Linked DNA regions of Mus musculus: all the other regions are linked to region 1. Evidence: chromatin loops called from intact Hi-C (ENCODE). Cell type or tissue: left cerebral cortex. All regions are shown on one strand.

Evidence for each region. Hi-C counts contacts between places; a loop is a spot of excess contacts. Peaks named below come from ENCODE experiments on the same cell type or tissue, not always from the same donor. Only the 100,000 strongest peaks of a DNase experiment are listed, where the experiment ranks them.
Region 2: it touches region 1 in a loop (6-fold over the local background); 2 of 42 quality-filtered maps call a loop at or near these places.
Region 3: a loop joins it to region 1, with 13 times the contacts of the local background. A loop is called at or near these places in 16 of 42 quality-filtered maps.

The regions. Positions count from the first base shown.
Region 1 is chr9:100,639,076-100,647,075 of GRCm38, reverse strand. It overlaps Stag1 (stromal antigen 1), which reads right to left and starts at 3,628. Exons shown (of 34, transcript NM_009282.4): 1 at 3,280-3,628. In left cerebral cortex, CTCF peaks have their summits at 3,505 (motif pointing left) and 4,178; DNase peaks (open chromatin) are centred at 2,830, 3,626, 3,685, 4,728 and 1 more place; H3K4me3 peaks cover 3,003 bases; H3K27ac peaks cover 2,785 bases.
Region 2 is chr9:101,030,715-101,038,714 of GRCm38, reverse strand. Pccb (propionyl Coenzyme A carboxylase, beta polypeptide) reads left to right here and starts at 3,831. Exons shown (of 15, transcript NM_025835.3): 1 at 3,831-4,046; 2 at 6,740-6,859. The coding sequence starts at 3,858. In left cerebral cortex, a CTCF peak has its summit at 4,259; DNase peaks (open chromatin) are centred at 3,788, 4,095, 4,671, 4,826 and 1 more place; H3K4me3 peaks cover 1,549 bases; H3K27ac peaks cover 1,536 bases.
Region 3 is chr9:101,151,039-101,159,038 of GRCm38, reverse strand. Ppp2r3a (protein phosphatase 2, regulatory subunit B'', alpha) reads left to right here. Exons shown (of 14, transcript NM_001161362.3): 7 at 5,165-5,251. Among named protein-coding and RNA genes, the nearest start is that of Gm24338, 68 kb to the left of the region's middle. In left cerebral cortex, a CTCF peak has its summit at 5,957; no DNase peak of the experiment used is centred here.

The DNA of each region.
Region 1 (8,000 bases):
ACTTAAAAACCGGGGGGGGGGGGGGACACACAACCCCTAGGGAAGAACTTAGGGGTGGTACAGCCCAGCTCAAGTTGGATCCTGTATTGTAACTACCAAATGAGAGAAAACTCAACTCCTTCTCTAGAGACAAAACCCTACCTACTACATTAAGAATCATTCCATTCTGCAGCTTATACAAGAGCATTTTGTGTATGTTTCACAATGAAACCCTATGCCCCACCCAAAGGATTGGGAGGTGGGCAGGGGGTGCAAGACTCAGCAGATGGCAACTGTTGACAATCTTGAAAATCTTAAATTTAATCCCAAATCACACATGTTAGAATCAAATCCTTTAAGTTATCTACTGACCTTCATATGAGCAGCATGTTCACAAGTTATTAAAAAAAATTGTAATAAAAATAAAATTTAAAGATGGCAGAGTGGCATGGCTATAATCCCAACATTTGATTGACAGAGGAAGGAGAATCAGGAGTTCAAGGCCAGCCTGGGATACATAGCACCCTGTCTTACTCAAAAATGAAAATAGGGCCAGAGAATGTAGCTATTACAACATATGCCAGACCCTGGGTTCATACCTAGTAGTGCAAAAGACTGATTAAAACTGAGAGGAAGAGGAAGGGAGAACAGAAAGGGTGGGGAAGGTCACTGTCTTCGCTGTGTCTTTTCCTTATGTTCAGATTCTAACAGGGTAAATGTGAAGAGGCTTCTCTCGCCATCAGAAGTAAATAAATGATGATCACACTACCTTTTCCTTGAGAGTGGGAGAGATTATGTAAATATTCCAGGATAACTTTCCTATGATTAGACCAGAGAGGGAAAAGGGTATTTTTGTATGTGTAATTAATGTCCCTATAGATAACTGAAATTACATAAAAGATTATCTGGGTGGGCCTGACATAATCAGGTTAACTTCTGAAAGAGATCTTAAAATCTACAGGAATTAGAGACAGAAGTCAGAGACACTGATTCCTATAGTAGCCATTTTGTAAACTGCTGCCTATTAAGACCATATGTCAAAAATAAATAAATATAATAATAATTACAGATTTTGGCCAAAAGCTAACAAAGACACATAAGTCTCCCATAGCACTGAGATTATTAAGATATATCTATCCATCTATAATCAAGCAAGGAAAACAGATTATAACTAGAAATTTTTAAGTTTTAGCTAAAAAAGGTTTTCAATGTGTAAAAGAACCATTGGCTTACCTCAACTTTAGAAATGAGGAAGGTAAGATTTAAATAGTTAAAAAGTAAAACCAAGACCTCAAACCTAGGAGATGTCTCAAAGTTCAGTTCAAGGTTCTCACTCGTCCCTGCAACACAGCTTGAGTTTTTAAAAGAACCTTTCAAAGCCAAGAGTGGCAGTAATCCCAGCATTTGAAAGTATGAAACAGAAGAATCGCTATAAATTCAAGGCCATCTTGAACTACATACCAAGATCCTTTCTGAAGAAAAAAACAAAACAAAACACAAAAGAGCCATTCAGTAATTGGCTGGCCTGGCACCCACCTATAATCTCAGATCTCCATAAGCTGAAGAAAAGAACTGCCACCTTAGACTGTGTACATAGTGATTTCAAGGCCAGCCTGGGCTACACAACGAGATCATGTTGGTTGTGGAGGGGACAAGCACACAGTGATTGTATTAATCTCTTCAGAAACGACAATACTAGACCTCTATTTGTTTTGTTTTAAAGGCAGTATCTCATAAAACGTCCATGCTAATTTCAACGTATGATTCCCCTTGCCTCTGCCTTCTCAGTAAACAGAATTACAAGCATAGAACAATATGCAGAACTCCAAAGCACAGTTATAAAATGCAAAGAAAAAAAAAAAAAAAACACCTGTGGGGTTTCTCTTAGAAGTTTATTCGGGTAAAAAAAAAAAGTGTTACATTCCCCATAATTAAAAACAATGAAATATCATTCCTTGTTCTTTCAGTATTTCTAATTGTTAGCCTCGATTTATATACATTATAAGACCATCACCCATCATACAAGAACTCCCACTGTTCTGTACATTTCCATAAGAGCTTCACCATCAGAATTTGCTATCTATATATGAAAAAAAAAAAAAACCCACTGGGAAACCTAAAGGTAAAGTTACAAATTCCATTAAGTTACACATCGTACAACTTTATGCGGATTTTGGTACTTTCACAAACACTACTTTTGCTAGATGTAAAATATAGCTGTCTCTAAGCACAACCAGAAGAGAATAAACATGCCCCTCATGTTAACACCAACTTCAACAGCAAATAACTCGCTACCACAAACTGCACTATTTGGGGTCTATAGGGCTCCAAAACCACCCCAGAGCTTAACACTCCCAGGACACGACTGTCTGCAATGTGGAAAGAATCAGTAACAATCCTAACGTAGACAGAAGCGGGTGACGTGACAATCCGAAAACCAGAAAATGTTGTGGTCCCTACTACACACAAACAGCACTCGGTTCGGACCCCTCCAAGTCCAGCTCCCAGCACTCGGGTTTCCCAGCTCTTCATCCCGCCCCCCACCTTCAGGGAAGAGGAAAAACAACTTTTATTGGCCTCATCTCCCGGGGGATTGGGAAACTAGCGGGGCAGTGCTCCGGCCTGGACACGTTTCACCCGGAGCTCGGACGGCGGATAGCGGGAAAGCCAGGACTGCGACGTCCCGTCGGCCCAGGTCCTCAGCCCTACCCCACCCCAGCAAAGCAGGGGCCTGGGACAGCAGTCTGGGCTGAGCGACCCCCAGGACCCTCGACAGAAGCGAGCTCCTTGTCATGTGACGCCGCCGCCGCCAAAGCACCGCAGAAACGCAGGGCGGCGGAAGGCGTTCGCGCCAGCCCGCCTAGGCTGGCCCGGGCGCGGGCGAGTCCCGAGAGCCCGGGCGGGGGGGCGGAGGGCGGGCTTGGCGGCGGGCCCGAGCGCGCCACAAAGGCTTCCGCGCTACCGCCGCGGAGCCCGGGCGGGCGGGGGCACCGTTTTCGCGGCCCGCGGGGAGGGGTGGAGGGAAGCGGAGCGCCCGCCGCGCCCACAGCGGGTCCCGGACGCTCGGCCGCCCGCCTGCAGCCGCCGCGCCGCGCCGCGCACAGGCCCGCGCGGCCTCCCTCCCCCGCGCGGGGCCCGCGCCGGCCCGCCCGCCCGCCCGCCGCTCGCCGCTCGCGCTCCCAAGCTCTCGCCCGGCCTCCATCTTGGATCGGCGCTTCCAGCCCCCGCGCCGCTGCCGCCGCCGCCGCCGCATTTCCCCCTTTCCCGCCCCCCGCCGCCGCCGCCGCCGCCCGCGCTCACCTCAGCTGCCCATCCGGGCGCTGTCGGCCGTCGACCTAGTTTCCCCCCAAAAGTCTCCGGTGTGTTATTCCCGAGGTGGGGGGGTGGTTACGGGGTGGTCGCCGGGGGTTCGGGAGCGGGGGCCGCGCCTTCAACGGAGCTGCAATCCTAACCCGCCATCTGGTGGCATTTTCCACACGCCAATGGCGCCGCTGCAGACTCGGGTCCCGACCGCCCTCTGCTGGCCGCGCTGCTCACTGCTCCGCTGACAGGACGGGCCTGCCCGGAAAGGGGAGGGAGCTGAGGCGCGAGCAGGGGCCCTCGGACGGGGCCGCGCGCCATCGCTCGCCTCCGGGGGGCGCGCACGCGCAGCAGCGGCGCGGGAAACGTGGCCTTTTGCGTGGCTGCACCGCCCCCCTCTGCGAGGCTCCTGCTCCGCTCGGCCAATGGCGAGCCGCGGAGACGTCTGGACGAGGGCGCTGTGGACAGCTCCTGGGCCGCCCCAGGCGAGCGGAAGGACGGACTCCGCGGCGCCTGCGCGACCCGCTCGCTGGGTTGCCGCCCGCCATTTTTAGAGCTTCTCCAAGAGCCTGGAAGAAGTCCGCCCCCGGCTCTTCCGCCGAGGCCCCTCCCCGGCGGGGGCCGCGCTCCGCTCCCGCCCTGAGGCTGCCAGCCGCCCACACCCGCCCGTTATCGGGGTGAGCCGTGCCAACGCGCCCCCGAGCCCTGCTCCCTCCCCGGTTAGCGGGAGTCTCCAAGCTAGAATTGAACGCGCGGTTTATTATTATTGATGAGGCGCTTTTTCAGAACGAGGTTGAAAAGGTTTCGAGCACTGGGACGAACCCCCTGCCTGCCGCGGAGCTAAAAGGAAACAGTGACCGCTCCAGGCCGATTGGCGTCGTCCTGCCTCTGTAAAGCAGGTTCTCGCCGAGGTGCAAGCTTTGCATAAGGCGGCAGCATTGGCTAGTTAGTGAGAAAGGAGAAGCTACACGGTGAAGATAGACTCTGCGAGCAATCAGATTCTCCCACAGCCTAGGACTGCTTTCTGTGGTTCTCAAATGGACGTGCGAATAATGGAGCCTAGCCGAAAGGGAAATAGCCAGGCGTAGATCTTGACCCCTTCCTTCCCTGCTGCTCTCTACCTAAGCTGTCCTTGACCAAGGCTCTCCTAACCTTCCGCCTGCTTATTAACTCCGCACTACAAAAGTGAATTCTTGGTCTTGTAGGTCATCAGCCTCATTGCTGACTCAATTTTTTTTTATTGGCAGAGGCAGCTGCATTTTCAATATCTCCTTAGAAACGTTAAACTTGTTTATAGTCTTGAGGGCTGGCTAGCTAGCTAGTACCTCAATTGTCTCTGGAATGTATCCCAAAGGTTGCAAAGTGCGTTCCACATCACTGGAGGAACTTTGGTATGAATTCGTGACAGTCCTTTCAGCAAAGTATCTCGTTTACTAGCCTCTGATTGACTTCCTATTGTGTTCTCTGCAGAGCCTGTTTTTAGCTTGCCTTGTTAAAAGACGGTGCGGGCTCCAAGCCATAGTCATATGTAATTTAATCTATCGAATGTGTGGGACTCTGATAAAGAGCTGATATTCTATCAACATGTTTGTAGTCGTGATCTCAAAAAAATCTCACCTAGTTTAACCATCCCCCATTCCCTTCTCTCCCCAGTCCAGCCCTGCCTGAATGCCATTGCCTTTTTTTTTTCTAGAATAGCTTCAGTATTTTATCTTCTAGGTGCTTTCTGTTTTGTTTTGTTTTTTGTTTTGTTTTTTTTTTTTAGTTTCCATTTATCTTTAAAAACAATCAAGGCTGTTAACTCCCTCAACTTGCTGTACTATCACAATGTTCCTTACCCAGGCACATGTCTGAAGAGAATCACTGTGGGTGCTCTAGCCACAGCCTTGGGAGGCTAAGGCAGAAGGATTTGGAGAGAGACAATGAGACTTATCCAAGGAGAATGAGGGGACCAGGGGCAGTCATGTCCTTCACCAGGCCCCACCCACCCTTGAAAACATTTTAAGCTGCCTTTGAATCTGTACCTACATTGTTCCCTAGTCTTCTGATTGAGTTGCTAGCTCTGGGTTTTGTTTTGTTTTGATTTTTGTGTTTTAGATCCTACAGTCCAACCCTGAGTTCTCTGCTCCTTTTCTGCGTTGTTGCTCTTTAAAAGTCCCCAAATTACTTGTCGGTTCCCAGTTGTTCCTGAAGGAAGATACCGTACTTCCAGCTACTTTTCAGGTAGCTCCATCCAGCTCAACACTTAAAAATAATTCCTCTCTTACCCTAATATCTTAATAACTCTGTAATTTTAGCAGGTTTGGGGACTGCACTGTGACCTGTGAACCTAGACGGTTCTGAACAGGAATGTAACTTCAGGCAAATCCCAGCGCCTGCTTCCTCGGCTGTAAGATGTAAACAGCAGCAGTTCTCTCATAGGGTGGCTGTATGTATATATTGAGCTGCACATACATCGATGCTATCTGTATTATTGCATTGTTGCTTTTATCTTACAATGTCTTCAGATTTTTTTTACCCTCGCTCTGGAGATTGAAACCAGGACCTCACAAAGCATGGATTCAGCAATTGAATTACACCCCAGCCCAGCATTTATTTTTGTTGTTGGGGATTATGCATTTTCCATGTTAAGGATCAATCCTGAGACTTCTGCTGGATCATCATTTGTGTATGTGTGTGTGTGTGTGTGTGTGTGTGTGTATACAACTTGAGTTCACAACAGTCTAAATTTTATTTTGTTGCCACACATAATTGAACTGGTATGTATACATAATTATTTTAATTCCCAAAAGAAACTCTGAGCCTGATCCTATTGTCATTCAAATCTCTGCTTTTGTTCTCCAAAGGCTACTGTTGCCCTGGCTCTTTCCTCCCCACCTCTTCCCATTGTCTTACACCAGAATAATTGTAATAGGCTTTTCTTTCTTCCCTCTCTCTTTCTCTCTCTCCCTCTTCTCCCTTTTCCTCTATGCCCTCTCCTTTTTGAGATAGGGTTTCCGTCTGTAGCCCATGCTCGTTTCAAACTTTAAAAATCCCCTGCCCTAGCCTCATGAGAGCAGAGATTACAGGTGTATAATGCCACATTTTGTGACCATCTCGTAGACAGTCCTGACCCTTCTCTTTTTTTACCTAAAGAAAAACTTTGTTGTTCCCATGGCTCATATACATCTATAAACACATAATGGCATTCACAGAGTAATGGCTGACCTTGGTTGTCAGCCTGACTGCATCTGGAATCAACTAAAATCCCCTGTAGCCAGGCATTTCTTCACTTCATGGCTCAGGTGGGAAACCCATCCTAAATTGGGGCCATGCCTTCTAGTAGAAGCCTTTGCTTTGTGACTGCTTGCCCTCACTCTCTATGGCAAGATCATCCTGTTGCTAAGGCATTCCTTCGCAGTTATTAGAATGTCCTTCTTTGGGATTCCAACATAGACTGGATGCCAGTGGCTCTCCAGAAACCCTCTGGGACTCCACCACCAGATTGGGACAGCTGAGACACCCTGTCTCCTGGACTGAACAACTTGGATTCTTGCCCTTTCGCTCAGGAGACAGCCACTGTTCAGCTGCCCAGCTTCAACCTATAAGCCAATCAACGTGTGTGTGTGTGCGCGCACGAGCATTTAAAATCCCACCAGTGAATGTAGTTATCAGTTAAGATAAAGATATTGTAGCCATAATTTCAGTTACCATTATTTAGGTGTAACAAATAAGTTTATGCTCATTTCTGTACTCCTTGATCCTCTTAATCAATATAAGTTCTAGACTTCTGGGATGATGAGACAGCTCAGTAGTCAGCATCATGACCTAAATTCACTCTGTGAGACCCAGAAGTTAGGACTGTTTTTTCCAGACAGGGTTTCTCTGTGTAGTCCTGGCTGTCCAGGAACTCACTCTGTAGACCAGGCTGGCCTCCAACTCAGAAATTCGCCTGCCTCTGCCTCCCAAATGCTGGGATTAAAGGCATGCGCCACCACGCCCATCGAGAACTGACTTTTTTATGTCCTTTGACCTCCACATACATGTTATGGTGTAAAAGGAAGCATGGACATGATAAATATTTTTTAAAATCTATCTATTTTAAAAGTAATAACCCAAAAAGGCTAAAAATGTGGCTCAGTAGTAGAGCACTTGCTTAGCATACATAAGGACTGGGATTCCTAAACAACATACACACATGCGAGCGATCGCACTCTCACGCACACGCACTCGCGGTAAGCCAGTGAGCAGCACTCTTCCCTGGCCTCTATATGCTTCAGCTGCTGCCTCTGGGTCCTACCTCGAGCTCCTGCCCTAACTTCCTGGATGAAGGACTACAAACTGTAAAATGTAACAAACCCTTTTTCCTCCCAAGTTGTCTGTAGTCAGTTCTTTAGTCACAAAACTAGAAATCTTAAGACACAAGTTATGCCTTATTTTTTTTCTAATTGTCTCTTTCAAAAATTGTTAAAAAAAAAAAAAATAACCTGATCAGGTCTAACTACCCATGTGAGAAAAGCATATTCATTAATCCTCTGACTAGCGCTGGAAGGACTAGAGGTTCCATAACATGTTCGACTCTGTTGCAGGCTTACATGTTTCTGAGAAACATCAGCTCTTTCAAGATTCTTAAGATTCTAAATCTCTTGATATAGATTTTGAAAAGCTTTTCATTAGCAACTTCAAAACATAGAAATGATGGAAATATCAAAAATACTTTGCTTTTCAGAGACATGAGACCT
Region 2 (8,000 bases), 390 kb before region 1:
CCTGCCTAAACCCAAGCAGAAACACTTTGGCTCCCAACTACATGCTAAACTCCCCCAACTACATGCTAAACTTTCCTTAACACTGCAAGGGGTTGGGGGGGGGATATTCACTCCTCCTCCCCTTTTTGATTTTTCAAGATGGGGGTGGGGGTGTCGTGGGGTGGGGGGTGGTGTTTCTTTGTGTAGCCCTAGCTGTCCTGGAACTCACTCTATAGACTAGGCTGGGCTCGAACTCAGATTCACCTGCCTCTGTCCCCCAAGTACCGGGATTAAAGGCGTGCAACAAACACAACTGTCTGGTTTCATTTTTCTCTCTTAACCTGAAATTCAAGCTTGCAGTGTAACCTGAGGGCTCTCCTATCTCCCTGCCTCTGTGTTTTCTGTCTTGGTTGCTTCTTGCCTAAGTCTCTTGGCACCAGCCTCTCTGAGGAGAAAGACTGCATCTTTCTTTGTTCGTTCTTGCCATGGCGTTCAGCCTTACTCAAAGTAGTCACTGGCCAAATAGGAATGGCCAGGAAATGTCGATATGTCATCCTTTATCATTCAAGACAGAACTAAATATGCAGGTTCGGATGCAGGGTAAATTGGAATTCTCTTTGGGCATTCTTAGTCTTATTAATAAAATAATTTAAGAGTGGACTCAAATGGAAGCTCCAGGACAATTTTATTAGAGTTTAAAAGACCCCACCCCCACTCATACAGGTCAGCTGTGAGTCTCAGCTGCTTCCTAAAGGAGGGGAATGAGAGGGAGAGAAGGGGGGGGACGTATTGTTTGAGCTGGTAGGGAGGTTAGAAGCACAGTGGACAAGCAGTCATATGGTAGAGAACTTCAGAGAAAGGGTAAGGAGGTCCAAACTGTTCGGGAAGCCCAAAGAGTAAGGGAAGACATACTTAGCGGAGGGACAGACAGAAGACAGGGAAAGTGACACTTTTCTGAATCACTTAGAAAAGTGGACAGACTTGCGAAGCTGCAAGGCTTCAGCCTGGTAAGCCACCGTTTTAGGGGTGGAGATCCTGGGAAGGAAAAAGTACCACATGCCATTGAAAGACTAATTACCCCTCTGAGCTTTCTTAACGGAACCCACCTTCCTAAGGGTGGCCCCTCGGACAGGAAACTGACTTGCTCAACTGGAACGTCAGGGCTCCACCCTGGCCAGCGACTATTCTCTTGCCTAGAAGGAGCTTTCTCTTAAAGAGCCTTTACTGAGGCTTTACTGTTGGTTCCTGGCCACTCGTTCATTGTGTCTGAGAGTAAACAAATGTGCTGTGTTACTCTCCTTCCACTCTGAGGAGTTTTCAGTAAAAGACCAGAGTCTCTATTTCAGCCAGGTGTGGTGGTACATGACTTTAAGCCTATCATACTACACGGGGAGGTCATGTCTTTTAAAAAAAAAAAAAGAAGGAGAAGGAGGCAGAGGAGAAGGAGGAGGCGGAGGAGAAGGAGGAGGAGGAGGAGGAGAAGAAGGAGGAGGAGGAGAAGAAGGAGGAGGAGGAGGAGGAGGAGGAGGAGGAGGAGGAGGAGACTGTCTACTTTAGGAAACTACTAGTAATCTATTAGACAACAATTTAACCAGCACTTCACGGTTGCATGCATCTTTAAGCATTACACATTGTCTCCCATTTAAGCCATGTAAGTCTATGACACAAAGCTACTCCCACTTAGTAGAAGTGGGAACCGAGGCTGTTGTCCAAGATCACACAGAGGTAACTGGTAGAGATGACCTTATCCAGACTGTTCTAACATCAGATGCCTGGGCTCTTGTCCTGGGAGAGACATAAGAACTCAAGGGTTTCTCAGGCTTCCCCACCCCCAGTTCCCCACCATCATGAAGGGTGCCAAGGCTCTATAAATAAATAAATCTTAAAAAAAAAAAAAAAGCAGGGCCAAGAGCTCTCTCATCTGGTGTCCCGTAGATGTAGGAGTTCCTTGCCCAGTCAGGAGTCTTCAGACCTTGGACAGCTTCTGTCTATGTTGAGGGAAACAGTTCTAAGAAACACAACTTGCGGCAAGTAGGTGGCTCAAAGATGATTATTCAGCCATGTTTAATCCCAGTACTTGAAAGGCTGAGGCAGGTGGATCTCTGAATTTCGGGCCAATCTTGTCTACATCATGAGTTCCAGGCCAGTTTAAGAGAGAGAGAGCCTCAAAACGTAAATGAAATAAATAAATAAAATGACATTAACGTTAAAGTCTCAGGCCAGAATTTGAACTCTGTGGGAGTCCTGCAGAGAGGTGGAGTGAGGTGGATTTAGGAAGGGTTAATAATCAACTCTGGCAGGCTTTTTTTATTTTTTTATTTTTTATTTTTTGGCTAAGAATGAGAAATATGCACCTTGTACTTTGCCTTAAAGACCTGCCACTTCGCTGGGTAAACAGATGAGAAAGCATTCATAGTAGAGTTTTCGAAAGCACTGGAGCAGCACTTCTCAGATGTTAGCATCTGAACTGACTAAAGGGTCCTTGCTAAGAGGTCAGCAGCCTCCCCCCCCCCCCCCCGCCCCCGCCCCCCGCCCCCGCCGCCGCCTTGCATCCCCTCTGATTAGTAGGTCTGAGCCCGAGCAGTCTGCTCCTAGTTTACTTTTCCTATTTCCTCCCAGCTAATGCCAAAGCCGCTGTGTTGACAAGATTCTCTTCTTGACCAAACTTCGGTCAGGCTCTACTGAGCATCTCTTGAATAGAACTGACCTTGGCTCCCAGGTCCTCTCTTCTAGAGGGTAGCTTTGCCAAGAATCCTGCTAAGTCAGTTATGCCAGAATCTTCCACCCTTGATGAGGGATCGCCCTCCATATTTGATAAGGTTCTTCTTCCACTGTCCCCCAAATGATGTCTGAGCACCCTGGCTTGCCTTCAACCAAGCAAACGTTGTTTGTCAGATTGCTCCTTGCCCTGTGTTCCCTATTAATTTTCTATCCATTGAGCTCCCTCCCCGATACATCTTGTCTTTGGTGTATTCGGGGTTGAGGCCAACCTCTCTCCCCTACTGTAAAACCCTATGGAGCCTAGACCTAGCACAATGGTCTCTAAAAGTTTACTTCACCATTCTGTGTCTCGTCACAAACTTAAAAAACATCAAATAATTTGTGTGTATCAGAGTTTGGGCGTGCACATGTGGAAGTCACAGGACAACATGGGGTGTCAATGGTCCCCTTATTTGTGTGAGAATTGGGTCTCATTTGCTTCTGTACATGCTAGGGTGGCTGTTCCGTGAGCTTCCTGGGATTCTTTTATTTCTGTCAGCTATCTCACCTAGGCAACCTCTCTGTACAGACACTCATTACTCTGGCTGAGTACTGAGTTTGGGGACCCCAATTTTGGTCCTCATACTCAGGCTGGCAAAGGCTTTAACTTAGCACTGAGCCAAGTAGCTTCCCAGCTCCTCTCCCCTTTAAGAGACCCTCTCTGGAGCTCAATACGTAGCTCACAAAACATTTCAGTCTTGACGCCATACAAACCTACTTCTGTTCCTGTGTATCCCATCTCTGAAATCTGGATATAAATTATTTCAAGGCTAAGTTTTAAGAGCAAAACCTGGCACAGCATTTGGTAAAAGTTGGTCAGAGCTCATTATCTATTCATTTTTGGGGGGAAGAGGGTCGACGAAGCCTGGAGTTTAGATGGCTAACGCAGAACGAGGAATGAAGTCCTTGTTCTGTGTGGCTACACGGGCACAGAGCTGAGAGGCAGGTATTTCCTAGAACAGGACCGCCTTGAGCCTGAATGCAAGCCTGTGACTGCTACCAGCTTTAGGGCCAGCGACGACGCGCAGGCGCAGACTCGCAATGTCTACGCTCTCTGCGCATGCGTCCTGAGGTGCAGTGTGTGTCACGCTGGCAGTCAAAAAAAAAAAAAAAAAAAAATGGCGGCGGCGATTAGGATTCGGGCGGTGGCGGCTGGAGCGAGGCTCAGCGTTCTGAATTGCGGCCTCGGCATCACGACCCGCGGCCTTTGCAGCCAGCCGGTTTCAGTTAAAGAGCGCATCGACAACAAGCGCCATGCAGCGTTGCTGGGAGGAGGCCAGCGCCGCATCGACGCGCAGCACAAGCGAGTGAGTCACGGGCGCCAGTGCGTCCCGCCCCCTCCGCTCCCGCCCTATCACAGCGCGCCGGGCTCGCGGCGCACGAGCCTCCCAGCCAATAGGCGCTGCGCCTGGGAGGGGCGCGGCGAGAACGTCCACCTGGAGAACCTAGAGCCCCCTCGGGTGTCAGTAGACATCTGCACCACTTAGGGAGGTCCCCAGGCGGTGGTGGTGGGCATTGGTCGTCGGATGGATGGATGGATGTGACCGGTCTCCAGCTGCGCTCCACTTAGCAGCTTTGAACTTTTGGGAAAGGTGGTCTTTAGAAAGCACCGTAAACAGAATAATGTCTTCCAGGTCTTGTTTGAATAAGATTGCCACGTTAATCGGCCACAGGCTCTGAATTTAAAAGACGGGATTGTTCTCCCGCTGCCTGAAAGTGTTTATGACAGTTTTTTTTTTTTTTTTTTTTTTCCCTTCCCTCTTCTCGGGGAAGGAAGCAGTAAAACCCAGGCACGAAGTATTAGAAAAAACTTGGTTATGTTCACATTAACCTGGTGTGTTGTCTCCCTGCGTGCTGGGGATTTGTGACGCCTGTGACCGAGGAAGTCTGGTTGGCCTCTTGAGAGGTTCATGTATCGATCTGCTGCATAGGAAGCAGGTGGACTTTCTATAAACTCTCAGGCTACTCTGCTGAGAGCAGCTGAGGCGGGAATCACATTTGAGCTTCTTCTGGGGAGGTCATTTAGCAGCAGAAAAACAAAAAACAACAGAAGCTGGAAGAGGTGACCCTAGACTTGAAGCCAGACTTGCCCAGTGTGTCCTTGACAACTGAGTGAGTCCAGGCAGAAGAGCTGGATAAGTTAACATGAAGGTTCCCTAAGGGAAGGGCTCCTGTGAAGGGCATGCAAGTCTTACCCAAGTGTGTGAAAATCTGGGTCAAATGTTGATTCAGATGTCCTGAGTTAGGTTTGAAAAAAGAAAAATGCTCAAGGAAAACTATTTATTCCTCTTGACACTTAGGGATGTAAATGTGGTTGTAAGGTTTATGGTGAGCCATAAGCCCTCTCTCCCTTGGGGTCCCTCTGAAGGGCTATTAAGTTCCCTGGGAAAGCCTGTCACTGCTCTGGTAACCTTTCTCTTGGGACACCCTTGCTCAGTTGCCTATTGCACCCCAGGCAAGATCCTGATGCTCTTACATTAAGGCCTTCAGAGCAGGTTTTCTGCTGTCAGAGTTTATTTAGTTGGGAGGCTAATTTGTGTTCCCTTTAAGCAAGTTTTTCATTATGTCCGTGAATCAGATGTCCTAAAAGAGGACCAGAAAGTATGAATATCTTAAAATTTATCGATCTGTCTATTATCTATATATCTATCTATCTGTCTATCTCCGTAGTTGTTAGATTATTTCCCCCCAAAGTACATTTGTTTTCCACAGCCTCTTTCCACAGCCTCTTTGGCTTTTACTTTTTGTTTGTTTGTTTGTTTGTTTTTCGAGACAGGGTTTCTCTGTGTAGCCCTGGCTGACCTGGAACTCACTTTGTAGACCAGGCTGGCCTCGAACTCAGAAATCCGCCTGCCTCTGCCTCCCGAGTGCTGGGATTAAAGGCGTGCGCCACCACTGCCCGGCTTTACTGTTTTATTAGAATATCTAATTTAAAGTTTTAAAATTTTTCTTCTTGTTTGTTTAATGTGTATATGTGCTGTTTTCTTAACACAGTAGGACAAGGAATTTATAGATTTGAGGTTTTGGGAGCCTAAGAGGTGGAGGCTTTTGGTAGATTGAGGATTCAAATTCATCTGAAAGGACATTTTGAACTAGGATCTCATGCAGCCCAGGTTGGCTTTGACTTTTCTTTGCAGTCAAGGATGATGCTGAACTTCTGACCCCTCTACTTCTAACTCGCCCCACCCCCAACCCCACCTCCCAGCTCTGATAATAGAGGCATTCATTAATTTTTTTTTTTTTTTTTTTTTTTTTGGTTTTTTTGAGACAGGGTTTCTCTTTATAGCCCTGGCTGTCCTGGAACTCACTTTGTAGACCAGGCTGGCCTTGAACTCAGAAATCCGCCTGCCTCTGCCTCCCGAGTGCTGGGATTAAATGCATGCGCCACCATAATTTGTGGTACTGGGAATTGCTTCTGTACACAATAGGCAAGCCCTCTACCAATTGAACTGTATCTCCAGCCATTTTCTTTTCTTTGTCTTGAAAACAACCCCCAACCCAAGAAGCTCTCCAGCACTCCGCACCTTCTCCTTTACTCCACAGAGCCCTGCTATGGGGATCTTGGCTTCGACAGTTTTGGTGTCTTTAAGCAGAGACTCCTATTTAGGATAGAAGAAGGGCAAGCCCTCGTGAAGGCGGAGGACCCATTAGTGCCCTGGCATGGAGGTGGAGAGCTGGAGGGGAAGGGTTGTGCCTGGCTGAAGTGTGCTTCTCTGAAAAGAGCCCGTAAATCTCTGACCCTCCCTAAGCTTGCCTCAGTTTCCTCCGTGGGTTTCCTTGCACAGGCAGGTAGCTCCGGAGCACCCCATCTACCCTGCTGTCTTGGCTGAAACAAAGTCTATTACTAGTGCCTGTCTACTTTGGGCAAGAACTGATAGAATGGAGCCTTTTACATTGGGGCAAAGGCGAAAAGCCTGTGCCCCTGGCTTTCCTGCCAGCAGGTCTTACTTACTTGTTAACTCATCTGTGGCGACATCACCAACAGATCCTTGTGTTGTAGGGGAAGCTAACAGCCAGGGAGCGGATCAGTCTTCTGCTGGATCCTGGCAGCTTCATGGAGAGCGACATGTTTGTGGAACACAGATGTGCCGACTTCGGAATGGCTGCTGATAAGAATAAGGTATCTTCCATCTGGTGGCGTGAACACTTCCCGTGGCTTGTTGGCTTTCCTGTGGCTTGCTGGCCATCCCGCCAGAGCAAAGAGTCCATATAGCTTTCATCTCAGACCCACTGTGCCTTCGGCTCCTCTCCTAGCTTCATCTTTGTCTGTAGATGACTGTGGGTAGCTGTTTATTCTCTGCAGTGTAACTCCAGTTCAGTTTCTAAAGGCTCAGGTTGCAGGTTCTGTTCCTCATCATACAGAATGACAAGTTTGGAAGAAGGATCATCGGACTGTCACTCAGATGGGTTCTGAGAACCAGGCCCTCACCTAAATGCAGGCCAATTGTTGCTCTTGATACTTCTTAAGTTTGAGCCTATATTTAGGTGTTTTTATTGTTGTGTTTTGTTTTGTTTTTCCAATTTGTCTATGCCACACAGGCTGCCTTAGATCCTTATATAGCCCAGGGTAGCCTTGAACTCATGTACCTCTTGGCCTTAGCCTCCTGAGAGGAATCACAGACATGCACCACATACATCTGAGTCTTTGAGGTCAGTGAAACCAGATTGTTGCTTTTCATAGGTGTGTGGAATCTTTGGATTATCTTTGATCCAATTTTCTGTATATCTGCTGCCTATGACCAAAGATATAAACCCAGCAGGCTCTATCTGAGTCATTACGGGCACCCTGATGCTGGGCTTTCCGTGACAAAGAGTGGGTTTGGGTAGCAATGAGTGACTTTGAAAGAGCTGCTATGCAAGTGCGCTCTCTCTCTCTCTCTCTCTCTCTTTCTCTCTCTCTGGATGTTACTGTGTAGCCAAGGCTGACTTCAAACTTGTACTGAGTCTCTCTCCTTAGTTTTTGCTGGGATCCCAGGCATGTGTCACCATGTCAGGCTCTGTATGTTTCCTTATGTGTCCATCTCAAGAGTAAGTGGCCGGGTAGCCCTCTTATAGTTATTTTTTTATTTCAATTTATTTACTTATTTATTTCGGTGTACTGAGGACTAAACCAAACTTTGGTTTTTGGTTTGAACCTTCTTCTGGCCAAACCTTAGCATTGGCATTTTGATTCTTCACTAAGGCATGACGTCAGCTTGACTATAAGAAGTACTTGGGTTGTAGCAGCCTCTCAGGTTTTCCTCTTTCCTCTTTTTTTTAAA
Region 3 (8,000 bases), 510 kb before region 1:
ATTTTTTAAAAAGTAGAAAGGAGAGAAAAGTAATGCAGATCAAGGTTTTATAATATTTGCTTCCATAAATAATATACATACTTTAACTTACTTTAAATTAAGCTTATAGTCTAAATCAAGAAATAAATTTATACAAAACTCTAGTGATAGTGAACAATAAAAATTGTATGTGTATATTGATACTGACTTTGAGGGCCAGGCCAGCAAGATGGTTCAGCCATTAAAGGTACCTACCACTAAGCCTGATAACCTTAGTTCAACTTCTGGACTAACTAGGTGGAGATGGCCAAATACCAAAAGTTATCCTCTGACCTCCACACTTGTGCAGGGCATGTGTGTGCAGTCAAGTAGGAGTTTCATCCCATGGAGTAAGCCTTTTGACCAATCTTTTTTTAAAAAGTACTTGGTTGCCCCTATACCATTTGTGCCATTATTGTACAGTATATCTTGCAAGCAAGCTACTGTTACAGGTGACCAGGATTTGTAGCTAGAAAATACTGATGATTACCCTTCTCTGGTAGCTTGCAGATTACATCCCAATACCATGAATTTTAGTCAGCAGGAGTGAAGCTTCTAGTTAACACCAGCTTTACTTTTCTGTGCTTGATAGCATATGTAAGTATTGCCATCAGCAATCGGGCTATTAGGCTGTGCAGAATAACCTTGACAATATCCTGGGATATTTGGGGATTTCCACGGGGCCAAAGACTCAACAAAATGTAACTCAGTGCTAGCACTGGCAGTTTATTTAACTTGGTAACATAAGGTGTCTAGTCAGGGCATTGGTGTCATATATGTATATATTTTAGAATATGTCTACAGTAGTATGTTGTCATGTAGTTTTTAAATGTCCTTTAGCGTTAGTTAGTTGTGCCTCCCTGTACTCCCTCCTTTACCATCCCTCTTTCTATTTAATTTTCCTATTTCTAGTTTCTCCTTTGTCTCTGCATACCAATATATCTTATTTCTCCTTCCTTTGGAAAACCTTTCCTTCCTGCTAGTCCTTTACTCAATACCTTTGTAGATTTCCAGATTGCAGCACACATATTGAAGGTTTAAAAGCTAACATCCACATATAAGAGAAAACATACAATATTTGTCTCTTTGGATCGGAGTTACCTCACTCGGGGATTTTTTTTTCTAGCTCCATCCACTTATCTGATAATTTCCTGACTTAATTTTAACAGCTAAATAGTATTGCATTGTGTAAATGTAGCACATTTCCATTACTCACTGTCAGTTGATGAGCGTGTTGACGGTTTTCCTTTTCTGGCTAGTCTGACTAGAGCAACAGTGAACGTGGATGAGCAGGTCTCTGCAGTGGGATGTAAAAGATGCCATGCCTAGTGGAGCTGGATATTGAGGTAGAAGGATCCCAGCTTCCTGAGAAACTGCCACACTGATTTCCATGGTGGCTTTACTAGCTTGTACTCCCACCAGCAATGGATGGATGTTCCCTTTCCCTACATCCCTGCCAGCATATGTTGTCTTGAGTTTCATTGATCACGGCCATTCTGACTGTGGTAAGATGAAGTCTTTAAGCAGGCTTAATTTGCATTACTCTGATGGCTGAAAATGTTGAACATATCTTTAGATGACCTCAGCAACTTGTGTTTCCTCTTTTGAGAATTCTCTGCTTAGTTCTGTACCACATTTTTTATTTGGGTTGTTTTCTTGTTCTGTAATTTTGGTTATTTTAGATATTAATCCTCTATCAGATGTATAATTGTTAATGATCTTTTCCCACTTTGTAGGATGCTGCTTTCCCCAAATGACAATGCCCTTTGCCATACACAAGCTTTTTAGCATCATGTGGTCCCTTTTATTTCTGATCTCAGTGCTTGTGCTATCAGTGTCTTAAGTTCTTTCCTGTGACAATTGGTTCAAGTATATGCCCCAGTTTTATTTTATCAGATTCAGGATATCTGGTCTTATGATGAGGCCCTTGATCTTTAAATCAGAATTTGTACAGGATGATAAATATGGATCGGATTTATTCTTCCACATGCAACCATCCAGTTTACCCAACACCAATTGTTGAAAATGTCTTTTTTTCCAGTGTGTATTTTTTGCCTTTTTGTCAAAATCAGATCAAAATCAAAAGTGAGTCTGGATCTTCGAGTCCATTGATCAACATGTCTGTTTTTATGACAATACCATGCTGTTTATTAGTATAGTTCTGTAGAATGAATTGGAATCTGAGACAGTGTATACCTCCAGAATTTTTTTTTATTATTCAGATTTGTTTTAGCTATCCTGAGTTTTTAATCTTTCTACATGAAGTTTAAACAAATTTCTGTGAAGAATTTTGTTGGAATTTTGATGGGGATTGAATCTGTAGAATGCTTTTGATAAAATGACCATTTTTCAATAATAATTCTACCAATCCATGAGCATGGGAGATTTTTCCATCTTCTGGTCTCTTCAGTTTATTTTGTCAATGGCTTAAAGTTTTTATTACTCAAGTCTAACTTGCTTAATTAGAGTTATCAAAAAAAAATTTAGGCTATTGTAAACGATAGTTGATTTCTCTCTCAAGTGTTCACTTTATATAGAAAGGCTACTGATTTTGTGTGTGTCAGTTTTGTATCCTGATACTTTGCTGGAAGTGTTTATGAAATGTAGAAGTTTCCTAGTGGAGTTTGAGGATCTTTTTTATATATGTCATCTGCAAATAAAGATATTTTGCTTTCTTCCTTTCCTATTTGCATTCCCTTTATTTAGCTGTCTACTGTTCTAAGTACTATATTGAATAGAGTGAATATCCTTGTCTTGCTCTTGGTTATAATGGAATTTATTTGAGTTTATTTAGGTTGATGTTGGCTGTAGTGTTGCCTTTATTACATATGTCTCTTGTATTCCTAGTCTCTCCAGGACTTTTATCATGAAGGAATGTTGCATTTCTTTTCAGCATCTAATGAAATAATCATGTGGCTCTTATCTTCCAATCTGTCTGGTGGGTTTTGTGTACTGATTTACATATGTTGAATCATCCCTGTATCTCTGGAATGAAGCCAACTTGATCATTGTGGAAACTATTTTTGGTGTGTTCTTGGATTTAAATTGCAAGTATTTGATTTGGAATCTTTACATCAACATGCATAAGGGATATTGATCTATATAACGTTTTGACTCTTTGTATGGTTTAGGTATTGGGGTAACAGTGGCCTTATAAAAAGAATTGTACTATGTTCTCCCAGTGTCTGTTTTGCAGAATGAGGAATATTAGTGTTAACTCTTCTTTGAAGTCTCACAGAATTCTAGGCTGAATCAATCTGGCCCTGGACTTCGCTCTCCACTTCTGCCACCAGATAAAAGTCTTTAATTTCTCAAGAGAACATGGAGTTATGGGTCTCTGTAAATTGCTTACTTGGTATTGATTCTTTTAAGTTTCTTGATTTGGTGCAGTATAGATCTGTAAAGTTTATCCTTATGATTCTCTGAACTTCTTCAGTGTCTGTTCTAATGTCCACCTTTTTCATTCTTAATTTTATTAATTTGGATATTCTCCCTCGGTCTTTTAGTTACTTTGGCTAAGGCTTTTTCCATTTGTTGTTTTTTTTTTTTCTCAAATAACCAACTCTTTGTTTCATTAATTTGTATTTTTGTTTGTTTTATTACATTGATTTCATTCCTGAATTTGGTTATTTCTTACCATCTACTCTTTTACAATATTATTTCTTCTTGTTGCTCTAGGGTTTTCAGTGTGTCACTGAATTACTAAGATTAGAGCTCTCCAGGTTTTCTTTTTTTAATGTAAGCACTTAGTACATTTCTTTTTTGTTTAGTTTTGGGTTTTTGGGGGGTTTTTTTGGTTTTTTTTTTTTTTTGTTGTTGTTTTGTTTTGTTTTGTTTTGTTCTGTATAGCCCTGGTTGTCCTGGAACTCACTCTATAGACCAGACTGGCTTCAAACTCAGAAATCCCCCTGCCTCTGCCTCCCAAGTGCTGGGATTAAAGGCATGCGCCACCACTGCCTGGCCTACTTAGTACATTTCTTTTGTTGATATCCAGCTTTAATCCATGGTGGTCAAGTAGAAGGCTGGATGTTACTTCAGTTTTCTTATATCTGTTGAGACTTGCTTTGTATCTAAGTATATGATCAATTTTGGAGAAAGTTCTATAAGCTATTGAGAAGAAGGTATATTCTTTTGTGTTTGAGTGAAATATTCAGTAAATGTCTACAAATATCCCTTTGATTTATGACATTGTTTAGCTCCAGTATTTCTGTTTAGTTTGTGTGTGGATGACCTTTGTTGGCAAGAGTTGGGTATTGAAGTCGCCCACTATCACTCTATAAAGATCAATATGTATAATTTTTAGTGTTTCTTTTATGAAGTTGGGTCCTATGGTTGGCACATGAATGTTTAGAATTTCAATATCCTCTTGATTTTTTTCCTTTAATGAGTGTGTAGTTTCTTTTCTCTTCTGATTAGTTTTAGTTTGAAGTCTAGTTTGTTGGATATTAAAATGCTGTGCCTGCTTGCTTCTTGTGTTGGGATCTACTCATCTAGTCTTCAAACATTTGTTTGAAGAATTTCTTGGTACCAATATTTGGTCTTCTCTTTATTGGGTGAATGTTATGTTCTTTGGCTACTGTCGCCTTCTCTGGATCCTGGGCAAGTGTGATGACTGTGGGGTCCCTGGGTAGAAACTGTTCCTGGGTCATCCTCTGACAGAAAGGAATAGAGATGGGACAGGAGGAAAGGCTGAGAGGGTTCCAGAGAAAGAACTAAGCTAAGCCCCAAATACAACTTTAATAAGCAAAATAATGCTCTTTTGAATCAGACCAGTTTGACAGCCATCCTCTGACTTTCCGATTATTAAGCCAACACAAGTAGAATCCCCCTACCTCGTTACTTTAACAAACATACATAGTCCAATGAGCACTACTGAATAAGGTGTCCCTGTGTAATTGAGACACAGTGGGGTAATACAAGTGGTTAGGAAATGAAAACATGAATGGAGTTTTTTTCTCTTACAGAGATGAATTTATACTATATATGTGGGGTTAAAACACATAGTTTTATTTTTTATTCAAAATTGCAATTAACATTAAAAGTAGTTGCTTAAATTAGTTCTACAGATATGCATAACTGGCCTTCAGTAGGGTATTAGAGATCTGAACTTGTCTTTTAATTGACTTTGTTTTCCTTTTGAAACTAGGTTGTTCAGAGAATATTCTACACAGTCAACAGATCTTGGAGTGGAAAAATTACTTCAACAGAGATAAGAAAAAGCAACTTTTTGCAAGTATGCCTCTCATATAAAGATGTATAAGGGCCAATTTAATAATTTTACTTACTTTTCTTTTCTTACTCTATTGCAAAGTTCTAAGTATTACTTCTTCCAGGCTATAAGCACTTATCAGTTACTCATGTGGGGAAAAGGCTGTTAAAATAAAAATAATATGGGCTATCTGCCTGAAGGTATCCACTGTGAAACAAAAACAGAAATGCACATCTACAGCTGAATTGATAGATGCACATAAAAGTTGCAGAAGAAGCTCAGAAGGATCGACATATGATTTTCATCTTGGAGAATATCAGGAGTTTAGCAAGATAAACTCTCAATAGGAAGAGGGCTTCCAGGAAGCAGCAGCAGCACAAGCCAGAGCCAGAAGCAGAAATGTCCCTCCTGTTCAAGAATTTCCAACTAGTGGAAGTGGCCAGGGCTCCAGTGATAGTAACTAGGTTGGAAAAGTGGGCTTGCCAAAGAAATGGAAGTATATAGACTTGATTCAGTAATGACTCTGCTTTGCTAGAAATAATACATTTTATTCAGTTATCTTTTTTTTAATTAGGTGTTTTCCTCGTTTACATTTTCAATGCTATCCCAAAGGTTCCCCATACCCACCCCCCCAATCCCCTACCCACCCACTCCCCCTTTTTGGCCCTGGCGTTCCCTTATTCAGTTATCTTATCAAACAAAAAACTATTGACCACTAGTGGGAGCCTTTTACCAAAGTAATATATAAAGAAAATAGAATGATTCACACTTGAAAAAAAAAAGTATTTTAAATGGATCATGCTAAACAAACCTTTAATAATAACCGTACCTTATTGCTCTGTATCCTCCCTATTTTATCTTCACGTTACTTAGACAAGGTATTGAAGACTTGGAAAATTAGCAAACCATAACGTAGAAATAAATATTTTGTTACTCTATAACAAAAATTCTCAATCTGTGAGTCACAACTCCTTTGAAGATTAAACAACCCTGCATATCAGATATTTATGTTACAATTCATAACAGTAACAAAATTTAGTTATGAAGTAGCAATGAAAGTAATATTTGAGGATCACCACAATATGAGGAACTGTATTAAGGGATTGCAGCATTAGGAAGACTAGGAAGTACTGCTCTAAAATGAACAGTCTGTTTGTAGTCATTGAACATCTGATGTCTGCCTGGGCTCTCAGTTGGTATTTAAAAATGGGTTAAGAAAACAGTAATTTCCTTAATAACAAAAATTATAATTTCTCACATTGTAAGGCATGTGTGTATATGTACTATACGTGTGGCTGTTGCCAAGGAGGTCAGAAGAGGGTGTTGGAGCAGATGGAACTGGGTTCTGAATGACTGGGAGCCATTGTGTGGGTACTGGGAACTGAACCCAGATCCCTGCAGGAGCAACAAATGCTTCTAACCCTTGTGCCGTCACTGGAGGCTCTAATCTTTTATTATTTTAATAAAATCTTCTGAGACTCAGGTATTGTTGAGTAACTTGCACAGAAACACACAGAAACAGGCTGCAGAACTGAGAGTAGAAGTCAAATGTTCTCTTTCTACGGGGTGATTTATTTTCTTCTCCTCTTTTTCTTTTTCTTTCTTTCTTTTTCTTACCCATCTCCTTAGTCTTCTTCTGAGTCTATGAACAAATGCTCAAAATATTCTAGTTCTATTAATATATTTAGAGTAAAAAATAATCAAAAATCACTGTTTATGCCATGTGGCAGTAACACACACCTTTAATCTCAGCAATAGGGAGGCAGAGGAAGGCAAATAGATCTCTGTGAATTCGAGGCCAGTGTGGTCTACAGAGTGATTTCCAAGACAGCCATGACTACACAGAGAAACCCTGTCCTGGGGGTTAACCATCACTGCTTATCCACCCAGCATTTCATGCACTTCCCATAGAGAACTTATCTATCTGTATTCTTATTTTAAATTTTATTCATTTATCTATGTATGTAAGAGTTTTGTTTGCAAGTATATATGTATACTACATGTATGCTTGGTGCACTCAGAAGCCATAAGACAGTGTCAGGTCCCCTGGGACTAAAATTACAGAGAGTTGTGAGCTATCATGTGAGTGCTAGAAATTGAACCTGGGTCCTCTGAAAAAGTAGCCATTGCACTTAACCACTGAACCATCTCTCCAACCCCAGTGGCCTTATTTTATATACATAGTATATTGTTTTGTTTTATGAGAATGCTATATAGAAGGATATTTTCATTCATTTATTCATTTGGAGTTGGGGTAGCATACAAATGCTATTGTCAGAAAAACAAGTTGCCAGAGTTGAGTTGGGTCTTAGGTATCAAATTGAGGGAATCGGGCTTGGCAGAATTGGAACCTTTACCCTCTTAAGCCATCCTACTGGCTCTATGGGGCCTTTTTTTAAGTATGTGGGAGATACATACTACTTTATAAATTTGGTGGGTTTTCTTTCCTCTTGAAAATGTCTCAGGATTCCTTCTATTTCTGTCCATCTATTCTGCATGATTGATTGCATGGCTATGCTGTAATTGATTATATATTCCTCAACTGAGGCTTAGGACATTTTTATATTTTTGTTCTATTACAATGATTTAGGGACCATCCTTGAACCATACTCTTCTGAGTATATGAATAACAATTTCTCTAGGATAGACTACTAAAAAGAAAATCCTGGATTAAATGATACTTTAATAGATGGTGTTAAATTAACTCTTAAAATCCAATTCATCCTTTCTCTTACATATTCACTAACTTGGGAGCAGAGGAAGCCCTAAGTGA